2 separate regions of the Homo sapiens genome follow, and region 1 is linked to region 2. Evidence: chromatin loops called from intact Hi-C (ENCODE). Cell type or tissue: PC-9. All regions are shown on one strand.

Region 1 (8,000 bases), 50 kb after region 2:
GCCTGGTGCCTTCCCCACTGGAGTTCATAGGAGTTCAGCACATTGGGGAGCAAAATTGGAAAAAGAGAAGAAAGCAGCAGCACCAGCTCCGGAGGAAACCGCTAACGTGGAGCTGAGGGATCCCCAGCCTCAGAAGCTCTGAGCTGCCCAGAGCTGCAGAACACGGAACTTGCCTGACCGGGCTTGGTCTCCGCGGGAGGAACTGGATGCGCTTGAATGGGCTCTCTGAGCGCCGCGGATCCACCAGGTGGCAGTGCTGCTATTCCTCAGTCGGGACAGAGCCTGCAGCATGCGAGAGCGGCCACCGGAGGGCAACGGGGGACGATGCGCTCCTTCAGGCTGGGGGTTGCCTAGCAACTATGACGCAATGGGCTCCCGCTCCCCTCAAGTCCCCCAGGTTATTTCTGGCAAAACTGAGACTGTTGCACAAGGAGTGGCCTCAGGAATCCCAGAACTGCCTCTCTAAGCCAGCAGAATCTAAAATGGTCCAGGGTCCCCAAATCCGGCATCACCCTGGCGTCTAAGGGATTGGGCTGCTATCTCTGCTCCTGGGAAGGCCAGAGATCAAGAAAAGAAGAGAGACATTTTCCATTCCCTCTGTGGCCCCACAGCCTCTGATTTCTCCAGTAGCTACAATGGAGCAACTTTCTCCCTCTCCCCTCCCCGGTTCTTCCGTCTTGCTAAGCAGGGGTTGGATTCATGGGCATGTGATCTTGAGCAGAGCTTGAGTGCCCCCACCCCTACCGCCCGCTCCTCGGCTGCACTTGAGGGGGCCTGGGGGATGATGATAAGGCCCAGCTCTGGCCTTCTGTAGTCTCGATTCTCTCTTTTTCTCCCAAGGACTCTCCTTGACTCAAACCTCTCCCTGGTTTTGATAACCCTGAAAATAGAATTCTTCCAATTCCAAATGGATAAGTATGACCTGAGAAACCAAAGATGAAACCAAGAAAGTGAGGCAGACACGAGACAAGGAGTGTGGTTATAATGAGCTCAAAGCCTGTGCCGGTCTGGTCTGTGAAAGGTGAGGCGAGGTCAACACCCCGGGCAGAAGTCAGGGGGGCCACTCTAGCCATGGCATCAGGAGTGGTTCCAGGCACATCTCTGGGTCCTGAGGAGCCCCCCAGCCCAGGGCTGGGCTCTGCCTGAGGCCCAGGTGTCAATCCCTAAGGTCTTGGGGTCTCTGAGGGGCACTGTCTTCAAGGGTCACACTGGCATGTGCAGCTCATTGTACTCATCCTGGCCATCCTCATCGAAGTTTGGTTCAGCATCTTCCGAGTCCAGCTGCAGAGGGAACAGAAGGTTGGGGAAGGCAGGGAAGCATGCTCGTCCCCTCCCATTCTCCAGCTCCTCCTCCAACCTGCAGCCCTCCCTGCTCCCTGACCTTTCCTGGGCCTCTCTGCAAGTACCATGACCCTGGGTGGCAGCACTGCCCTTGGCCAAAGCCTTCAGGTCACCTCCCAGACCAGATACCTGGCCCCTCCTGGTGATAATAATAATGATTATTATTATGAAGCTCTTTCCTGAGGCCACTTCTAGTTGCTATGGTACCTTTGTACACCATGTTTGAGTATGGATAAATTGCAAAAAGATGTCTTTTCCTCTAGTTGACAAAAACAGGGCTCAGGGTGGACACCAGTGCCACATCAACCCTGTAGCCTCTCAGCCGGGTGTTTTTGGTCAGGCACCACCTGCACAGCTGTGTGCAGCAGCCCCGTGCCAACTCCCTTACAAAACCACCATCCTAAGGCCTTTACCTGGACTAGCACTTGACCCTCCCAACAGTCCTATAAGGTAGGGTCTATGATCACCCCTATTATACAGGTGAAAATAAGATTTCGGAAGGTGAGATAACTTGCAACACAAGTTACACAAGTTTCACAACTAACACAACTAGTGGGTGGCCAAACAGAGATTGGAACCCAGTGCCCATTTGCCCTAACACTGTTTCCCCAGACCACCACCCCCTTACCGCCTGCAGCTCCCTGTCCTGGAAGAGCCGGGGCAGAAGGCAATGCCTCAGAGGCACCGTGAGCAGCAGCAGGAAGGGAAAGGCGAGTGAGGCCGCCGTGGACTTGACCACCCAGAGCAGTGCGATGCAGCCCAGCTGGATGCAGGTGAACAGATGCATCCGCCACGTCTTCACCTAGGGGAGCAGCCAGTGGGCCCCAGTGCACAGCGTCCCGGCCTGCTCCCACCCACCCACATCGTGGGGAATTTGGCTCCCAGGTCACAGCTTCTCCTTCATATTCATCCCATCCATCAATGCTCCCAGATCCCTCTGGATCCCCTTCCCGTCACCCCACTGCCCTACCCCCATGCTTCCCGGCCCTACCTTGGTCACATAGGGCTGCTCAGGATGGTGTTTTGCCGGCATGAGGATGAGCAACAAACGCTGGGACAGCTGGATACCAGACAGGGACGTGACCCCCATGTACAGGAAGATCCCAAAGAGCACAGCCAATGGGATCCGACGCAGCACAGCCCCCATGACGATGGACAGGCCTGGAGGAGGTGACACAGACCCGCCTGACCCTCAGACAGCCCCCGTGAGGATGGACAGGCCTGGAAGAGGTGACACAGATCTGCCTGACCCTCAGACAGCCCCCGTGAGGATGGAGAGGCCTGGGGGGAGGCGACATGGACCCACTGGACCAATCAACTTGGCCTTATCACCCTGAACAAGAGAAGGAGGGGCGGGGGGGGGGGCAGACACATTGGCTCACGCCTGTAATCCCAGCACTTTGGGAGGCCGAGGTGGGTGGATCACGAGGTCAGGAGATCAAGACCATCATGGCTAACACGGTGAAACCCCTGTCTCTACTAAAAATACAAAAAATTAGCTGGGCGTGGTGGCGGGCGCCTGTAGTCCCAGCTACTCGGGAGGCGGAGGCAGGAGAATGGGTGAACCTGGGAGGCGGAGCTTGCAGTGAGCCGAGATCGCGCCACTGCACTCCAGCCTGGGTGACAGAGCGAGACTCCGTCTCAAAAAAAAAGAGAGAGAAGAGGGGGCAGGACAGAGAGCCAGAAAAGGACTCCAGGAGTAAAGGGCTAGGGGAGTGCTGGGAAGCAGGTTTGGGGGTCAGATTGAGGGCAACACACAGCACATTGGGAGATTCAGGGTCAAGCCTGGGATAGTGAAGATGTAAGACCGTGGGGCCCAAGGAAGGGGGTGTGCAGGGTGGAGGCGGGCTCTCACCCACGAGGCTGGCGATGAGCACACCAGTGACCCGCTGCTCCCGCACCTCCTGGATCTGGGGCTTGTCACCAGGCGCGATGGCAGTACGCATCACTGTCAACGCATTGACATGGGTGACGGAGCGGACCGTGGCAGCCGTGAGCCAGGGCAACCCAAACAGCCCACAGAGCCCCCCCAGGGAGCCAATGAGGAGCAGGTCCAGGTGGAAACCGGAGCCCTTGAGCAGCCTCCGCGCCTTCTGGCTGACGATAAGCCTGCAGGGAGAAGGTGGGGAGCGGGGTGTGGCTGGCCTGGCAGGGGCAGGGGACAAAGACAGGCACGCACACAGAGACGAGATGGTGGGGGGAGGACGTGCAGACAACAGTTCTCCCTAGGACTGCCAGCTTCTTCTTTCAAGTTCCCAAATTGAAGTTCTCACATTGAAGCAAATGTGAGACAAATTCTCATACTGTGAATATTTAAAACACCACAAAAGCCAGATGCCAGATCTTACCACGTTATTGTGGTTTAACCAAAATTAGATACATGTGAGCATCCCTGGGTGCAAGCTTAGACTGCTAGAGTGTTCTGAGCACTGTCAAGTGCCACCCTGCAAAGAGTGGTGGCAACAGATAGATGTCATGTCAAACCATCACGGGGAAACCATGCCCCTGCCCCGGATGCCACTGCTCTCTGCTCCTCCCCCACCTCCTCCTCACCCCTGCCAGCTCCTCCACACACACTCTCTTCCTCAAGGATTGCCACCAGCTCCCACCACCCAGCACCCTGATACTGATAATGATGTCCCTGCTATAACCCTGAAACCAAGCCAAGGAGCCAAGGAGCTTGGCCTCGTCCCTCCCACCTCCTCCTCCCATCTCTCTCACGCCGTGATCTGTGTCTCCATGAAGATCAGGATGAGGACGAGGAGGGCGGGAACAGCGGCTGCCACCATCATCCACGGCGGGAAAGGACGGGCACTGCCCAGGGGTGGGATGAACCACGAGCGCTTATCGGGAGAGGTCACTGAGAGCCCTGTAGGCACTGTCAGCTTCTGCATGGCAGGAAAACAGGGTTCAGGGACACAGCCTCCCCATGCTAGAAAGCCCACCAAGCAGCCCACTAAGCTGCGTCCCCAGTCCAGGACTTCAGGGAGCTGGGGTGTGAACAGGTCAGGGGAAAATTAGTTTTGCATCCTCCAGAAGTCACTGTCCTTTCAAGGATCCAATAGAGGGCAGGGAAATGAAGCGCCTCCTCCCTGAGCCCCAGAGCTTCAGGGGACCTGTGTGGGATACTGTCATTCTGCTCCCAGCCCCACACCTGCTTCTCCCGGATTCATCACTCAGGCTCCCTGGGGAAGGCCCTCAGCCCCCAGGGCGGCCACTCCACTGGGAAAGTTGAGTTCAGGCCTGATCCCAATCCCAGGGCCCATGGAAGTGTGTTGTGGGCTCCCTCTCCTGGCCTGGGGGTGACAGCAGCTGCCACAGGCTGGGGCTCCCTCACCTGCGTGTAGGTGTCTGTGATGGAGTAATCCACCAGGACCATCACCAGGATGGAGATGGGGATGCCAAAGTCCCCGATGATGCGACGAGCCTTGAGAGGGGCCAGTTGGGGAAGGGAGCAAAAGGTGGAGGCAAGGTCAGCAGACTAACACGGGGCTTGCCATCTCTGGCCCTGCCTGGGTCCAAGCTGGAGCCAGAAGGCCCCCCACGTGCCTCTCAACCCCACAGGTGCCAGCGCAGCCTGGGAGGCTGTTGTCTTGATTAGACTTCTCTGAGCAAAGGGCAAGAAGACACCCAGGGAAGAGGCTTCCGAAGGGGTGAGGGGCTGCCCGAGCTGGGTTTTGGTCCATGGGCTGACCGGGGAAGGGGTGCAGCCTCTCTGGGGAGCTCCTACAGCAGGAATTGTGGGACTCTTGGGGGCTCCACACCCAGCAGCCACGCACCTTGCCCCCCAGGAAGCGGCTGTTCCTGAACTTGCGCAGGAAGAAGGCTATGAAGAAGGTCCCGAGCATGAGGATGAGTGAGAGCAGTGCCGTATTGGGCTGGTTCCTCGGGCTGGGGGGGCCCTCGGTGGGGGGCAGGGCACTGCCATTTGGCTCCAGACCAGCATCCAGGGACCCCTCCAGGGCCCCCTCAGGGGGGTAGAACGGCAGCAGTGGGTGCTCTGTGAACACCTGTGTGTGGATAACAAGGATGCCTTGTCACTCACCTGGCAGGTGACCTGACTTCATCGTCATCAGTACACCTGTGAGAGAGAGGGTGGCCCCTCAATACCTGGTCAGACAACAGTAATGCACGGACATCCAGCTGCACCACACACACAACACACAGAACACACAGAACACACACATACAACACACACAACACGTAACAACACACACATAACACATACAACACAAAAAAAACACAACATACCACATACACACCACACACACAACATACATACACACAACACACACAACATGCACACACAGGCACACACACGCACACACACACAACACATACATCACACACAACACACCATACTCACACCACACCCACACCCACACACACACACACACTCCTCTACAAAAGGTGACCCAAGGACACCCAGCCCCTTAGCACTGACAGCTCCCTCCCCATCACATACCTGTGCAAGTGAGTCCTTATTACTAAGCCTCCAACCAGGTGCTTGGAGTCGTGACCTGGCACCCACCCCCTGGGTCTGACTCCCTCCCCTTCAGCTCAGACCTAGCCTAGGGTGTCCCTAGAACCCCTCACTCCCAACACAGTCCCTCTCCTTGTCCCCTAGTTCTCCATACCTCCCCCTCCCATGCTGTCCTCCCCAGGGCAATGTCCACCTCCATCTCTGCCACCCCCAAGACCTCGCTGGACCTCCACCTTGTAGAGCTTGTAGAAGGTCTCGTAGATGAAAATGAGTGAGATGAGAAAGGCAAAGATCTCCTGGGTGAAAGGCGAGATGTAGCGGACCAGGAAGCTGCCTTCGGCGGCCACCAGGGCAAGGACGAAGACCACCAGCCAGAGACCAACCCACACCCGGCCAGTGAGGTACTCCAGGTCCTGGGCTCGGCAGAACTAGGTGGGGGTAGGAGCGGTCGTTACCCACAGGTGGACTGCCCTGGGTGTCAATGCCCCCTGGAATAGGCAGCGGATGAACTCCGAGGAAGAGGGAGAATGCAGGGACCCATCCCCTAGGTAAGGAAGAGTGTGGGGCAGGATGTAGGTAAGGAAGAGTGTGGGGCAGGATGTAGGTAAGGAAGAGTGTGGGGCAGGATGGATGGAGCAGGGCAAGGCTTCGCCTCACCTTGAAGAAGGCTTCCTCAAACACAAGCAGCGGCCCAGAGAAGCCAACCACAAGCAGCGGCTGAGCTCCCAGCAGAGAGAAGAGGACGCCGAGCACAGCGGTGGACACGATCAGCTCGGACACGCCCATCAGCCCCTCGGTCTTCTCTCCTGCCATAGCACGGGTAGGATGGCCCTAGCCTGGCTCTGTCTATCTGCCCCCTTCTTCATCTAGCTTGTCCTAAACTGGGGCCCCCAACAAAAGCAGAGCAGCCCCTTAGAGTGACACACAGGGCCCCTTCCATACCCCATTGCTCCCAAACCCTCCCCACTAGCCCCCAATGGTGATCACAGGATCCCTCATCCCTTACACCTCTCCCACACCCTCACTTTATAGCTCCCCAAAGGTGATCGCTGGGATTCCCTGATCCAGCATCTCTGTAAGGTGCTTACACCTTTGCTAGCACATCTAACCATTGGCCCCCTAATGTGATCACACCCAGACCCAGAATCCTGCAAGTGACACTGGGACCAGAAGTGACTAGAGGAGCCCCTCAACTCCCCAAGCCCCAGTCCCTTACCCAGCAGCCCCCCGAAGGTGATGGCAGGGCTGAGGGCTGCGAAGTAGATGAAGAGCACAGCGGCCACACACTGGGAGTGCAGCGCATCTCGCAGGTCACTGGGGTAGTGCGGGTACCGGCGCCTCACATCCCGCACAAGCCCCCCAAATACCGAGCCCGTCCGCAGCAAGGGGTCATCTTCAGGGGTTGCCTCAGAGCCCCCCAACTCCAAAGACAGTTCTGGGGGAACAAGGGGCTGCTGGGGCACAGACCACTCCCTCTGGCTCGGAGGCCCCGGGCTGTTGGGATCAGGGATGCAAAGGACTCCAGGAGTCAGGACGGGGCTGGGGTCACAGCCTTAGGGCCCTGGGATGGGGGAGTGTGTATTGGGGGCACTCAGCCTCCAAGGGTCTGACCTTTCCCAGGGGCCGTGTAGCCACCCCGTGTGGTCATCTCGACTTTGGTCTGTTCACGCTCTCGCCGCTTCCTAAGCAGCTCTCGCTGGAAAGCAGCCACGGAGCGCAGCAGGTCACGGCCCTCCACCTCGGACGGGGGGATCACAATGCTGCCATCCAGGAACTCGCTGATGGCACTTAGGAGGTCTTGCCGGTCATCTGCCTGGTAGGCAGCCTCATGAAACAGCTGGGGGCAATGAGAGGGCCAGGACCCTCAGGGACAGCCAAGGGAGCCTCCAGGAGGGAGACTTGAGGCGGGTGTTGGGTCACTGAGCTACAGGCAGGGTGGACATTCAGTCGTAGATACTGGGCCAGTCCAACAGTGTTGGCTGTTGGAACACTGACACCCATCCCTGCAGGCCAGCAAGCCACTGCCCCAAAGCCCCAGGTGCCCTCCATTCCCCCAGGAGATGCCAGACTTCCACATGCAGCAACTAAAGGGATAACACCTGGCAGAGCAGGGGCTTCCAGAGCCATTCCAATTGGATCAGCTACACCTTACAGGCTGATAAATATTGTGAACGTT
Region 2 (8,000 bases):
GGTTCCCTGCTTCCCCAGTGGGTTAGACCCTTCCACAACCTGCACTTCTCCTTTACAGCCTTTTGTGCTTCTCTGCTTAGTTTCTGTCTTCTCTGTTAGATGGTAGCGTACTGAGGATAGGGACAATGTCTGCTTACTCCCCACTCCCCTGTCATACTGGTGCTCAGCTCATATTTGATTACTTCTTGACTGAGATGGGGCAGGCAAGTGGGGACAGGGACCAAAAGAGCAGGAGCATTCACTGGGACAGGGCTGACGTAAATCCAAGTACACACCAAAGTTCCCATGGGGGAAGGCGGGCCAGGCCAGCAGTGTGCAAATGGCAGGTGCTGCTGTGACAGAACGTTGACCCACCTTCTTAATTAATGGACCTTTTCATTTTCAACGAACTTCAAACCAACAGAAAAGCTGCAAAAATAGTGTCACCAAACCACCATATATCCTTCACCCGGATTCACATATTCAAATTTTACCAACTTAATTTGTGTCTTTAAACCTCTTAAACAGTTACCAATTGGAGACAGCTAAAATACTTAGTCTAGCCAACTAGGCAACACCTTGTCTCTGAAGTTTTCCAGAGGTGGCAAATTATTAAAACCCAGTAAAACCGCAAAACCAGAAAAGTTTCAGGTAAAGTAAAATTCCTAGATTTTCTCTGAGCAAATGCAAACCACCTATAAGCACAATTCCAGGATCAGTTTGGCCTCCAAAAATCCTCCAGAGGCAACCCCCTTGGGCTTATAAAACTTTAAATCAGATCAAATCCATCTTTAATGCATTGCTAGGTAGGTCAATAGCAAGCACAAGCTCATTCCCAAATATAAGTGCCACCTCTCCCGACTGGACCAAAGTGAGATACAGAAACAGAGTTAATAAGGGCAGGGACAGGGGCTGGTCACAGAACAAGCACAGCCAGGGGACATTCAGTAAATTAAATGGCCCATGGGAGGCAGTTCACACTCGAAAGAGCAATTTAAACTATTTATGATCGTTGATGGGCCCTGAATTAGTTATAACTTCCTAAAGAAAAAAATCTTGAAATTATCACAAAGCCAGCACTGAATATGGCTGCACAGTGCTCACTGGAGGTCATGAAGGAGAATGAGCTATTAGTCTGTATTAAGGAGCGAACACCATGGTAATGGCGAACTAGTGTGTAATACAAATGCGGGCGGCCCGACCTTGACTGCCGTTCAGTGCTGGGCCCTCCATCTCAAAAGGAAATAGACGAGGCAACAGGAGGGCCACAGGGTGATTAGTGTATCAGTGAGGGCTCAGAACCTCTAAATGAGGAAAGGTTTAATTATACAGGCAGCTAATTAGGAAGAAAAGAGGAGAAAACGGACAGAGGTGTGTACATGAAAAGATGAGGATTCAGGGGTGACTGAGTGAGGCCCCAAAGGTTCTAAATGAGACTTTTACAAAACACATCCATAAGGTTGTTTTTGAAAGAAAATTTTCAGTAGATCAACAAATTCTTTGGAGGAAATAAAGGGCTGGGCTCCACAGAGCAGTTCTAAACATCTAAATAAATATGCGCCTGTTTGGAATTGACCAGAAATTTTAACCGGTTATGAACTATGTTTTATCCAGGAAACTGGATAGAATAGAGTCGTGAATTCAGCTGTTTGTGACTGTTAGAAAAGACTGCCATAGCTAGAAAGGAATAACGGGATACTCAGACGAGGGTCAGCAAACGATGGCCCTCGGGCCACTTCCAGCCTGTTGTCTGTTTTTATACTGTCAGCAAGTTAAGAATGATTTTCCATTTCAAAGCGGTTGAAAAAACTCAAAAGGAGAGTACTATTTCAAGACACATGAAAATTATATTCATGTTCATGAAATTTTATTGGAACACAGTCACATCCTTTCGCTTTTGCACCAAGACAACAGAACTGAGGAGCTGCGACAGAGACTGTATTGAGCCACAAGTCTAAAATATTTACTTTCTAAACAGGGCATGGTGACTCACGCCTCTAATCCCAGCACTTTGGGAGGCCCTGGTGGGCGGATCACCTGAGGTCAGGAGTTCGAGACCAGCCTGGCCAACATGGAGAAATCCCATCTCTACTAAAAATCAAAAATTGGCCAGGAGTGCTGGCGCACGCCTGTAGTCCCAACTACTTGGGAGGTTGAGGCAGCAGAATTGCTTGGGAGGTGGAGGTTGCAGTGAGCCAAGATTGCACCACTGCACTCCAGCCTGGGCAACAAAGCCAGACTCTGTCTCTAAATAAATTGATTAATTAATTTAATCAAATATTTACTTTCTGGTCCTTTTCAGAGAAAAATCTGCCCACCTCCACTCTAAGGTGTTGTGTGTTAAATATTTCCATTGTGGCCAGAGACCCACACAATCAGCAAGTGCTACCATTCCCATGCCTGGTATCAGGGGACCACGTAAGTAAGCCTCTTGCTAGGGTCCCCCGCCTGGGCCCCAGGCTCAAAGGAATGCAGGTAAAGTGACCGGAGGAAGCTCCTGCACTAGCAAAGAGGGCCACATACCACAGCAGATCCCAGTCGGGGCCGCCCAGCGGCCTGCTGGCCTCCTAGAGAGGCTCCCTAGCAACATGGAGTCAGCGTGCTCGGAACCCTTGACTTCACAGAAGCATTAGGTGAGCGCTCAAGGGCTTTTTGTGCACCAGAGGCAGTAAAATGCCATGTTTGCCAACATGTGAAATGCGCGGGGATATCAGATACATCTCAATTTTTCAGAAAGTTTTTTGGAAAAATAAAGACTAAGCTGTAAGGGAAATATTTTATTCCTATAAATATAGTACACAGGATTGTGACTCCATTAAAAAATAGTACGGTTTTGATACACAGTCTAGTATCCCTAAAAACAAGAATAAAATCACAGAGCTAAAAAGAAATATCTTGGTATTTAGGAATATGAGTTGCAGTGAAAAAATACTTAAATTCATAACATAGGGGAGTTACTCAAATTCCATATTCATCTGTGTGGTCTCTGGTTTTTGTTTTGTTTTTTGATAAGGGGATGAAAAGCGCTCACATTTGCAAAATGTATGTTGCCATCTTCTGCCACTAGGGGGTAGCATGCCCCATTATTTTACCTCTTTCTCAGCCTTCCAGCTGTGCCTGATACCAAAGCGTAAGACTGACAAGAAAACTTGTGTATATAATAAACGATTAGATATCGTACAATGCCATATATTTGATATATGTTATGTGTATAGTATTATGTAATACGTAATATATCTTATGTTGTAACATATACATTATTCATATATAAAGTATAAAATTTTATTTTGCATATATAATCCATCATTTGGGAAAAGCGGGGAATGTATCCTATATACCAGTAAACACAGCAAGCCTCACTAGTGCACAAAAAATCTAGTCGGAGTTCACCTGCTTCTATTAAAAGATTGAGGGCAGCTCTGCTTGATGTTAAAGGAGGGATTAGGGCTATTAGGATCTTCCCAGTGGAAAGCTCCAGAAAGTTTGGACCACCTAGAAGGCTGCGTGGTCACCGACCGGCTTGTGGAAGGAGAGGGAGGACGGGAGTCATGGGATGTACAGACTCAGTAGCCAAGGAATCTGAGAGATGCCCAATCTAACTCAGAAGCCAAGAGGCCGGAGCACCGCAAGGGCACAGGGAGCCCTGGAGCCTGAGGGAGAGTCCAGAGCTGCAGGCAAAGCCGTGTCAAGAGTCCAGGCTTAGAAACAGCCGCAAACCAACGCTCCAAATAGCTCAATGCGTCACATAGTCGGAATCTCAAAAATGTGACTTTAAGTTCATTTCCAAAATAAGACAAGGAGTGGCAGAAGGGAGATTCAAATTCCAACCTGTTCAGACATTCTAAAACATAAAACCCTGAATGTTTGGGGGCAATTAATCCAGAAAACATCTCAGTCAGCTTCTAACATCTGCCGCTGGAGCGAGGATGGAAAGCACTGGAAATGAAGGGCTTTCCTGGATCTGGGAATCTGGGTGCGCAGGCCAGTTCCCAACGCGCATGTGAACATCGCTTTTCTGCAGTCAGGACTAAAGCTGCCTTCCACATGGTCCACGTACATGAGGTCCGCACACATGAAATGTCTTTGTGCTGCTTCTCAGCATACATCATACTTTTCCCATGAATCATTTAAGACCAAAAAAAAAAAATACCTATGAGATAGGTATTAATATCATACCCACTGTACAGATTAAGAAACAGACACAGAGAGCTTAAGCAACTTGCCCAAGGTCACAACAGTGAGTGACGGTGCCGGGAGTTAACACAGAAAACTCTTTGTATTAGTCTGTTTTCATACTGCTATAAAGAACTTCCCGAGAATGAGTAATTTATAAAGGAAGGAGGTTTAATTGACTCACCGTGCAGCATGGCTGGGGAGGCCTCTGGAAATTTACAATCACGGCAGAAGGTGAGGGGGAAGCAAGGCACCTTCTTCACAAGGTGGGAGGAAGAAGGGCCGAATGAAGGGGGAAGAGCCCCTTATGAAACCATCAGATCTCGTGAGAACTCACTCCCTGTCACGAGAACAGCATGGGGGAAACCACTCCGTGGTTTAATTACCTCCACCTGGTCTCTCTCTTGACCTGTGAGGATGACGGGGTTTGCAATTCAAGATGAGATTTAGGTGGGGACACAAAGCCTAACCATATCACTCTTCTTGCTTCAGAATTGCCTGTTCTTTCTGCTACATTTGCTGCCTCCAAAAAAAGTATTTCTCTGAGCCAAGAAGTGTATAAAAAGGCAAGCTTCAATGAGCACAATAGATTTGTACACATCAGAGGCATTCGAACCAGAGTGACTCCATTTTGAACAGTGGCTGGGTGAAATGAGGCTGAGACCTGCTGGGCTGCATTCCCAAGAGGTTAGGTAATCTTAGTCACAGGATGAGATAGGAGGTTACGCCGGGCGCGGTGGCTCACACCTGTAACCCCAGCACTTTGGAAAGCCGAGGTGGGCGGATCACGAGGTCAGAAGATCGAGACCATCCTGGCTAACACGGTGAAACCTCGTCTCTACTAAAAGTACAAAAAATTAGCTGGGCATGGTGGCGGGCGCCTGTAGTCCCAGCTACTCGGGAGGCTGAGGCAAGAGAATGGCATGAACCCAGGAGGCGGAGCTTGCAGTGAGCCGAGATTGCGCCACTGCACTCCAGTAGTCTGGACAACAGTGCAAGACTCCGTCTCAAAAAAAAAAAAAAAAAAAGACAGGAGGTTGGCAGGACCATTATCACAAGATACAGGTCACAAAAACCCTACTGATAAAACAGGATGCAGTAAAGAAGCTGGACAAAACCTGCCAAAATCAAGATGGTGACAAAAGTGGCCTCTGGTCATCATCACTGCTCATTGTACACTACTTATACATAAGCATGCTAAAAGACACTCCCACCAGCACCATGACAGCTTATAAATGCCATGGCAAACTCTGGAAGTTACCCTATATGGTCTAAAAGGAAAGGAATCCTTAGTTCTAGGAAATCCTCCCACCCCCCGCCTTTCCCAGAAAACTCATGAATAATCCACCCCTTGTTTAGCATATGATCAAGAAGTAACCATAAAAATAGCCAGCCAGCAGCCCTCGGGTCTGCTTTGTCTATGGAGTAGCCATTCTTTTATTCTTTTACTTTCTTACAAACTTGCTTTCACTTTACTCTGTGGATTCGCCTGAAATTCTTTGTTGTGTGAGATCCAAGATCCTTCTCTTGGGGTCTGGATTGGGACCCCTTTCTGGTAACATATACATTAAAAAGAAAAAAACAAACAGGCAAACATAATAGAATTTTTCCAAAGGCTAATGGGTAGCCAGGGGTCATGAGAGAAAAAGAACAGGAATTAGGGAAGAAAGAAGGAAAGGATTCGAATCATAAGACAGGAAGATGGGCACTAACCTCATAAGTATATTTTCAAAGCAAGCATAAGAGGTGCCTGCTGGCCAGGCGCCGTGGCTCACGCCTGTAATCCCAGCACTTTGGGAGGCCAAGGCAGGCGGATCACGAGGTCAGGAGTTCGAGACCAGCCTGGCCAATATGGTGAAACCCTATCTCTACTAAAAATACAAAAATTAGCCGGGTGTGGTGGCGCTCGCCTATAGCCCCAGCTACTTGGGAGGCTGAGGCAGAAGAATTACTTGAACCCAGGAGGTGGAGGTTGCAGTGAGCCAGGACAACAGAGCGAGACTCCATCTCAAAAAAAAAAAAAAAAGTGCCTGCTGCATTTGGTGGCTTAAAGTTCTTAAAGTTCTGAGGGAGTCTTTGGCCAAAGAATGGAATCAGGAAAGGTGCCTTGGTATGTAAAATGAGCTGAATCAACAACAGTGGAAGGAATGCAGGAAAAAGGCGGATTTCTGCCCGGTCTAGTGGCAAAGGACAGCAGTGAAAGCAGGGGCACTCCAGGGACTGAACAGAAACAAAGACTCTAAGAGCAAGTTGAGTCTCTCCACAACTGCACAAAGCCACATTCTTTGCCTAATTACTTAAGCCAGAGTGTGTTCACCTGGAAATTTCCTGCTGGTCAGAGGAAGCAGTTTTGTTTCTGTTGTTGATGTCTTGGTTGAGGGAGGGGCTCCAGGTGATTGTAGCAGACAGACAGGGCAGGACAACAGGGAGCAGGGAATGTGGCATGCCGGATGCCACGATTCCACACACCACAAGTGGTTCCATTTCAGCCCAGAAATGATGAGACTAGCCTGGGATTTGCTACTTTTCCCATTCCTCCTGCTATGTTATTTGCTTTAATGAGAGAGACAAAGGGAGAGGAGAGATGGACAGAGAGAGAGAGAGAGAGAGAGAGAGAGAGAGAGAGAATGTGTCTCTAACAGTAAGAAAATAGCCATGTATCCATCCAACAGGAAGGCAGGTAAAGAAAGGGGGAAGGCCAGGCACGGTGGCTCACGCCTGTAATCCCAGCACTTTGGGAGGCCGAGGCAGGCAGTTAGCCTGAGGTCAGGAGTTTGAGACCAGTCTGGCCAACGTGGCAAAACCCTGTCTCTACTAAAAATACAAAAAAAAAAAAAAAAAAATTAGCTGTGCGTGGTGGCGTGCGCCTGTAATCCCAGCTACTCCGGAGGCTGAGGCAGGGGAATTGCTCGAACCAGGGAGGTGGAGGTTGCAGTGAGCCGAGATCACGCCACTGCATTCCAGCCTGGGCAACAGAGTGAGACTCCACCTCAAAAAAAAAAAAAAAAAAAGAAAGAAAGAAAAGAAAGAAAGAAAGGGGGAAAAGTGGTCACTGAGAAATTTCCAGCAAAGACTGGCCTCCTGGAAACCTTGGCATGTCCCTGGAGAGGCTGCTGACTGCACCGTGTGCCGAGTCCTGCCTTGGCTGATGCTCACCATCTCAGTCCAGAGGGGAGGCTGTTGCAGCGGATCAAGTGAGGCTGAGTCAAGCACTCGGGGCAGATTTAGTGCCTGCCGTAACCTCATCTAGTTATGTTGTAGGACTTTCTCCTTAGTTCAGCTAAAAACGGGGTCCTTGTCACATAGCCAGGAGAGATTAGGCTCACAGGCACTTTGAAGGGTGAGAAAAATTGAATTTATTGGGCAAAGAGGAAAAAAAGGAAATAGGAACTCCCAACAAAGTGAAAGTCCTACTAGCTGGCTTCCTGCCTCACAGATTGAATCCCCAGGGTACCAACCCAGAACAGGAGAGGCCAAGCTCCTCCCCACTGCAAATAGTGCGAGCTTCCGTGGCTCCACCCTCCTCCCAGTGCGTAGGTGGATCCGAGCCGCTCCGGCGAGCCCTGACTACCTGTCTGTCTCAGCTGCACCTAAATTACCTGCTTATAGAAGACTGTGGTTTAGTCTACCCAGGATGCTTTACCCACTGTCTTCTCCTGACCCTTTGGGGAACTCACCCTCACTCTTTGTGGCCCCTTGAGGCTATCAAACACTTGGTGACGTTTCAGGTGGAGACCCTGCCCACACTTGTGATTCAGAGGTCCCCAGATCTCTCTGTCTGTGGTGAATTGATCGGGAATCAGCCAACCCAGGCCAATGGTGATCTTGTCAAGGCCAGATACATGGAT

The links. Peaks named below come from ENCODE experiments on the same cell type or tissue, not always from the same donor. Only the 100,000 strongest peaks of a DNase experiment are listed, where the experiment ranks them.
Region 1: it touches region 2 in a loop (10-fold over the local background); 48 of 110 quality-filtered maps call a loop at or near these places.

The regions. Positions count from the first base shown.
Region 1 is chr2:219,634,932-219,642,931 of GRCh38, reverse strand. SLC4A3 (solute carrier family 4 member 3) reads right to left here. Exons shown (of 23, transcript NM_005070.4): 13 at 7,436-7,661; 14 at 7,041-7,259; 15 at 6,482-6,630; 16 at 6,058-6,252; 17 at 5,121-5,351; 18 at 4,679-4,768; 19 at 4,063-4,229; 20 at 3,197-3,450; 21 at 2,333-2,502; 22 at 1,970-2,143; 23 at 961-1,281. The coding sequence ends at 1,204. Among named protein-coding and RNA genes, the nearest start is that of SLC4A3, 11 kb to the right of the region's middle. RefSeq lists an enhancer at 85-134. In PC-9, CTCF peaks have their summits at 65, 264 (motif pointing right) and 4,665 (motif pointing left); a DNase peak (open chromatin) is centred at 281.
Region 2 is chr2:219,684,918-219,692,917 of GRCh38, reverse strand. It overlaps the pseudogene DNAJB6P3. Among named protein-coding and RNA genes, the nearest start is that of LINC02832, 41 kb to the left of the region's middle. RefSeq lists enhancers at 4,060-4,623, 3,744-4,943, 4,624-5,187, 7,937-8,000, 7,708-8,000. In PC-9, a CTCF peak has its summit at 3,005 (motif pointing right); DNase peaks (open chromatin) are centred at 3,717, 4,127, 4,827, 6,437 and 1 weaker place; H3K4me3 peaks cover 3,624 bases; H3K27ac peaks cover 5,612 bases.